2 separate regions of the Homo sapiens genome follow, and region 1 is linked to region 2. Evidence: read pairs that join two places in POLR2A ChIA-PET (ENCODE). Cell type or tissue: K562. All regions are shown on one strand. Links, peaks and the distances in the headings refer to the core of each region. The heading gives the core; the rest is flanking DNA.

Evidence for each region. ChIA-PET counts read pairs that join two places held together with the same protein. Peaks named below come from ENCODE experiments on the same cell type or tissue, not always from the same donor. Only the 100,000 strongest peaks of a DNase experiment are listed, where the experiment ranks them.
Region 1: POLR2A ChIA-PET joins it to region 2 with 10 read pairs; 7 of 35 experiments call an interaction of 5 or more read pairs at or near these places.

Annotation. Positions count from the first base shown.
Region 1 is chr20:47,839,580-47,842,487 of GRCh38, forward strand. It overlaps LOC105372636 (a long non-coding RNA gene), which reads right to left. Exons shown (of 3, transcript XR_936785.3): 2 at 2,561-2,778; 3 at 1,405-1,756. Among named protein-coding and RNA genes, the nearest start is that of SULF2, 56 kb to the left of the region's middle. RefSeq lists a silencer at 2,433-2,633. In K562, for the core only: no CTCF peak of the experiment used is centred there; no DNase peak of the experiment used is centred there; H3K27me3 peaks cover 92 bases.
Region 2 is chr20:47,893,422-47,896,329 of GRCh38, forward strand. No RefSeq gene overlaps it. Among named protein-coding and RNA genes, the nearest start is that of LINC01523, 88 kb to the right of the region's middle. RefSeq lists an enhancer at 965-1,901. In K562, for the core only: no CTCF peak of the experiment used is centred there; no DNase peak of the experiment used is centred there.

The DNA of each region.
Region 1 (2,908 bases), core at 96-2,595, 54 kb before region 2:
ACCAGTGGGCACACAGCTGTGTTTCAGTACAAACACCTGGGCCAGCTGGACAACGCAGCCTGGGCTGAGCAGCTCTGATTTGCCTGAATCCCAGAGTTGGCATGGTGGGGTCATTCTTTCCAGCCAAACCAGAGAGCACGTCCTTGGGCAGGATGAGGAGTGCTCAGAGCAGGTGAATGGAGCTCTGCAGGGAATGACATCTCCTCCAAGAAGTGAGGGCCCTGAAATCAATCCAGGGACACTCTCTGAGCATCCCCAGGGTACACACCAGGCCTCAGGGAGCAGGGAAATGTCAGCCAGCAAGGACAGGTCTGTGCTCTGTGGATGGGCCAGAAAGAGGGGGTGCAGCAAAGGAATCATAGTCGCAGAGGAGAAAACGGCCAGAGTCACAGCCTGATTTGTCCCTTTCTCACTGGGTGCTGCCAGGAGTCCAGTCCAAGCCAACAACCCCCGAGCACAGGTATCAAAATGGACTGAGACCCTCTAATCGCCTCCTGGTGTCTTGAGATAGCCTCCTACCCACTGGCCCCCAACGCGGAGCCCTGCACTGGCTTCTCCAAGAAGAAACTGGGGGGCTGAGGGGCTGACTTGCGGGGACACCTTTCATTCAGTGCCCGAGAACCTGTTGAATGTTTAACTTATCCTTAAAAAACATGCCTGCCTCTTTGCATGTCTAACTCTCTGTAAGGAGCATGTGTTACTTTGCTAAAGAAGGAAAACATCACTCCAGACCACCTGTGCATTTAGCAAACACCAATTCCTAGCCCAGAGCAGATTTGCTGCTTCAAAAAAGCAAAAGCTCAAAACCCATGTGGAGACTTCAGAGGCCGCCTGGCCCCCAGCTCACCCTTTGGAATTCACTGACAGGTGTGTTTGTGGCTCTTTCTTCTTGGCGTCTGGTGTCAGGAAAGAGAAGACACAGGGACACCAGTTGGGGGTTTAATCCCATCAGACCCAATCTTTGGTTCTCTGTGCCCCTTACCTTATCCCCATCGAGACGTCGCTGGAGCTGAATGAACCACGAGCTGCTGCCCTGAGCAGGGAGTTGAATCCACCCTTGATCAGATGGTTGAAGCTGCGCACACCCTCTAGGGCCCTGCATGGAGATGGGGAGTCACACCTCGGTTTTATCTCACAGCAAGGATGACCCCTCACTGGGCACCCCAGCTCAGACCTCAAGGGAAACAGGCCCGAGGAAAGATGGGTGGAAGGATGGGGCCCCTGGTGGGAGGACTCACAGGGTAAGAGACCCCACCCACTCAAGCGATTCACACTCAGGGTCTTTGGGGCTCTCAGAGGAAACATTGGTTCACAGTGAACACAGTTCCAGCTATTCAGGGTCACAATTATCTGCAGCAGGCACAACCACCCACTCTCAAAAGTTGAATTCAGTAAGGCAGAAACTTAAGCTCAAGATGGATTTTTATTGAAAATGATTTCTGTAATCATGTTTTATTTACCTGTATTTACAGATTAAAGTTTGAATATGGCACCTTAATTCCTTATCAAAGAGAAAGAATGCATATCTTGTGGTAATGGGGACCAGCAGCTCCATGAATCGAAGTTTTCTGTGGCTTGATCTAGTTCAGAGTCTGAGTGATACATGTGCCAGCAAAAGCCTCTGGTAAACAGGGAGCAGCGTTACAGCCAGCAGAGCCCAAGTGCTTGCGGAGCTGATGGAGATTTAAGGGAGCAGGTTCGAGCTCCTCCTGAGGCGGAGTGAGAGGAAGGCTCTCCCCATCTCCTGAGTGTCAGGCTGGACTCAAAGGGGAGAGAAAATATTTTAAATAAACAAAACACTGTCGTCGCAATAAAATGTGACAATTCTCTTCCCTTTCCTTTTTTTCTTTTCTTTTCTTTTTTTTTTTTTGACACAGGTTCTTGTTCTGTCACCCACCCAGGCTGGATTACAGGGGCATGATCTTGACTCACTGCAGCCTCAACCTTCCAGGCTCAGATGATCCTCCTGCCTCCTCAGTAGCTGGGACCTCAGGCATGTGCCACGTCTGTTTTTTTTTTTTTTTTTTTTTTTTTTTTTTTAGACATGAGGTCTGGCCACGTTGTCCAGGCTGATCTCAAACTCCTGGGCTCAAGCAACCTGCCCACCTCTGCCTCCCAAAGTGCTGGGATTATAGGTGTCAGCCACCACACCTGGCTCCCTTCTCTTTCTTTTTCACCTGACAGTGTCTCTGCATCCCCATCTCTTAGCACTCTCCTGACTTCTTAGATACCCTGGCCTCATCTCTGATCTGCCTGATCTCTGGCCTTAGCACTTGCTGTTCCTCCCACCTAGCACACTGTTCCCTCAAATCACCCATGGCAGCCCCTTCTTATCCTTCAGGACTCAGCCCACATGTCACCTCCTCAGAGAGGCCTTCCCAGACCACCCAAAATGAGACAGTAGCTCCACCCCCATGACTCTTTATCCCATCTCCCAATCTGTGTCCTTTGTTGTATTTTTCACAGTCTGAATGATGTTTATGTGTTGACCTGCATGCTGTCCATCCTCATAGACTGGAACTTCCTGAGAGTGTCATGAGATCAGATGGCTCTTACTCACCGCTGTGTCCCAGACACCAGCACAGCAGCCTGTGTTTAAAGGTGGTCCGTCAATGTTTGTTAAGTGACTGGACAGATACGGAAGTGGACGGTTACACTGACAGTTTTTACAGGGGGACGTGTTGCTTTGCCTTTGACTTGTTCCATTGTCCTCGTATGTAACGTGGGCCTGACCGGGAAGAGGTGGTGCCTGGACATGACGAAAAACTTTCACACGATCTGTCGGACAACAAACCACATAAGTATCCCTTCTCTATCCGTTATTCTATACCTTCATGGATAAATCACTAGACCTCACGTGGGCACAGGAATTTTGAAATATATTTTTAAACAAATTGCTAATGTAGAC
Region 2 (2,908 bases), core at 185-2,684:
TGCAGCAGTAATTCCGGCTTTTGCCAGTAAAGGTAATGGCAATCAAAAGCGGGAGGAGCCGGAGCTGCCATTCATTAAAAGCAATGACAAAACTGTGATGACTTTTGCACCAACCTAATAGAATAAATTACGAGTGCGCAAAACGCTGTGATGGGAAAGTTCCAAGTGCCAGGATAGCATCTAGCTTCCTGGAGTCAGGAGATGGGGGTTTTCAACCTAAGCAAGGTTAAGTCCAAGTGGTGGGGGCAGGCGGGGGGCGATATTTCAGGGGAGACTCCAAGGATGAATGGAAATTAGAAAAGTGAACGCAGATGGTGAGGGGGGACGGGTTTCAGGCACAGAGAACAGCATGTGCAAAGGCCTGGGGGGAGGACATCGTGTGTTCATGGACTGAGGGGCGGCCAGCAGGCTGGAGCTGAGCCGGTGGAGAGGAGGATGGGGAGCCGGGGAAAGGCGCTCCATGCAGGGGGCACAGCAGGGGCAAAGGCCCGGAGTCAGGCCTGAACCTGTGTGGTTTGAGGAAGTGACAGAGGCCTGTCTGGGAGGAAAGTAACAGCAGAGGGGAGACCATAAGGTCAGGGCAGAGGGCAGGGCCGTGCTGGGCACTGTGGGCTGTGGATAGGACCTGGCACGTATGCTCGGGTGAGGGGAACGTGTTAGAAGATTTTAAGAAGGGCAGGAACATCTGGGGATAATGTGTATTCTAGGAATCTCAACCAAGTAAATTCATAGTTTGAATGTTCACAAGACTTCTGCACAGGCAAAGTGAAAGATCGTTTCTAGAGCTGTGAGATAAGATCATAGTAAAAAAGAACTACTAAGTTTTTAAAGGTTATTTCAAATGATGGATTTCCATCTTACAAATGAATGCAAGCAGGTTGCAAGGTTGATGGAAAGTAGAAAAGTTTTCTGACTTGCGTGAACAGAAAAGAAACATCAATTTGAAAGGAAAACATTTATTTATTTACTTCCTCTACAGTTTTCCTGACTGCTACATTTCATGAGAAGGGATTGTTTATGAGGGTCAAGGAGCTGGAGGCCTGGGGAGGAGCTGGTGTTTCTGTTCAAGTTTGAGGGTCCTGGAGCTGGAGTCCAGGGGAGGAGCCGGTGCTGCCACTGATGTCTTAGGGTCGTGGAGCTGAAGATCCCAGAGGAGCCGGTGCTGCTATTCTAGCTTGAGTTTCGTGGAGCTGGAGACCCAGGGAGAAGATGGTGCTGCTGTTCTAATTTAAGGATCGTGAAACAGAAGACCCAGAAAGGAGCTGGTGCTGCCGCTGCTCAGATCTGAGGGTGTTGGAGCTGGAGACTTAGGGAGGAGACGTCTTGTTCTAGTTTCAGGGTCGTGGAGCTGCAGACTGAGGCAGGAGCATTGTTGTTATAGTTCGAGGGTCAGAAAGCTGGCGACCCAGGGAGGAGAGGTCTTGTTCTGGTCTGAGGGTCGTGGAGCTGCAGACCCAGGGAGGAGCAATTTTGTTGTAGTTCGAGGGTCAGGAAGCTGGCGACCCAGGGAGGAGAGGTCTTCTTCTGGTGTGAGGGTCGTGGAGCTGCAGACGCAGGGAGGAGCAATTTTGTTGTAGTTCGACGGTCAGGAAGCTGGCGACCCAGGGAGAGGTCTTGTACTAGTCTGAGGGTCGTGGAGCTGCAGACCCAGGGAGGGGCAATGTTGTTGTAATTCGAGGGTCTGGCAGCTGGCAACTCGGGGAGGAGAAGTCTTGTTGGAGTTTGAGGGTCGTGGAGCTGCCAACCCAGGGAGGAGCAATTTTGTTGTAGTTCAAGGGTCCGGAAGCTGGCGACCCAGGGAGGAGAGGTCTTGTTCTATTGTGAGGGTCGTGGAGCTGCCGACCCAGGGAGGAGCAATTTTGTTGTAATTTGAGGGTCCGGAAGCTGGCGACCCAGGGAGGAGAGGTCTTGATCCGGTCTGAGGGTCGTGGAGCTACAGACCCAGGGTGGAGCAATGTTGTTGTAGTTCGAGGGTCTGGTAGCTGGCAACTTGGGGAAGACAAGTCTTGTTCGAGTTCGAGGGTCGTGGAGCTGCAGACCCAGGGAGGAGCCATTTTGTTGTAGTTCAAGGGTCCGGAAACTGGCGACCCAGGGAGGAGAGGTCTTGTTCTAGTTTCAGGGTCGTGGAGCTTCTGACCCAGGGAGGAGCATTGTTGTTTTAGTTCGAGGGTCAGGAAGCTGGCGACCCAGGGAGGAGAGGTCTTGTTCTGGTTTGAGGGTCGTGGAGCCGCAGACCCAGGGAGGAGCAATGTTGATGTAAGTTGAAGGTCCGGTAGCTGGCACCCTGGGGAGGAGAAGTCTTGTTCGAGTTTGAGGGTCGTGGAGCTGCCGACCCAGGGAGGAGCAATTTTGTTGTCGTTCGAGTGTCAGGAAGCTGGCGACTCAGGTAGGAGAAATTTTGTTCTAGTTTCAGGGTTGTGGAGCTGCAGACCCAGGGAGGAGCAAGGTTGTTGTAATTCGAGGGTCAGGAAGCTGGCGACCCAGGGAGGAGAGGTCTTGTTCTGGTCTGAGGGTCATGGACCTGCAGACCCAGGGAGGAGCAGTGTTGTTGTAGTTTGAAGGTCAGGAAGCTGGCGGCCCAGGGAGGAGAGGTCTTGTTCTAGTTTGAGGGTCGTGGAGCTGCAGACCCAGGGAGGAGCCATGTTGGTTTGAATGTTGTGGATCTGGAGATCCACGGAGGAGCTGGTGCTGCCTTTGAAGTCTGAGAGTCACTGAGCTGGAGATCCAGAGAGGAACCGGTGTTGCTGTTCTAGTCTGAACAGATCTAGAGTTCTGGGGAGTTGCCGGTTCTGCCTCTCAAGTCTGAGAGTTGTTGAGCTGGAGATTCAGGGAGGAGCCTGTGTTGCTGTTGTAGTTTGAGGGTCATGGAGCTGCAGACTCAGGGAGGAGGGGTGCGGTTCTAGTCTGA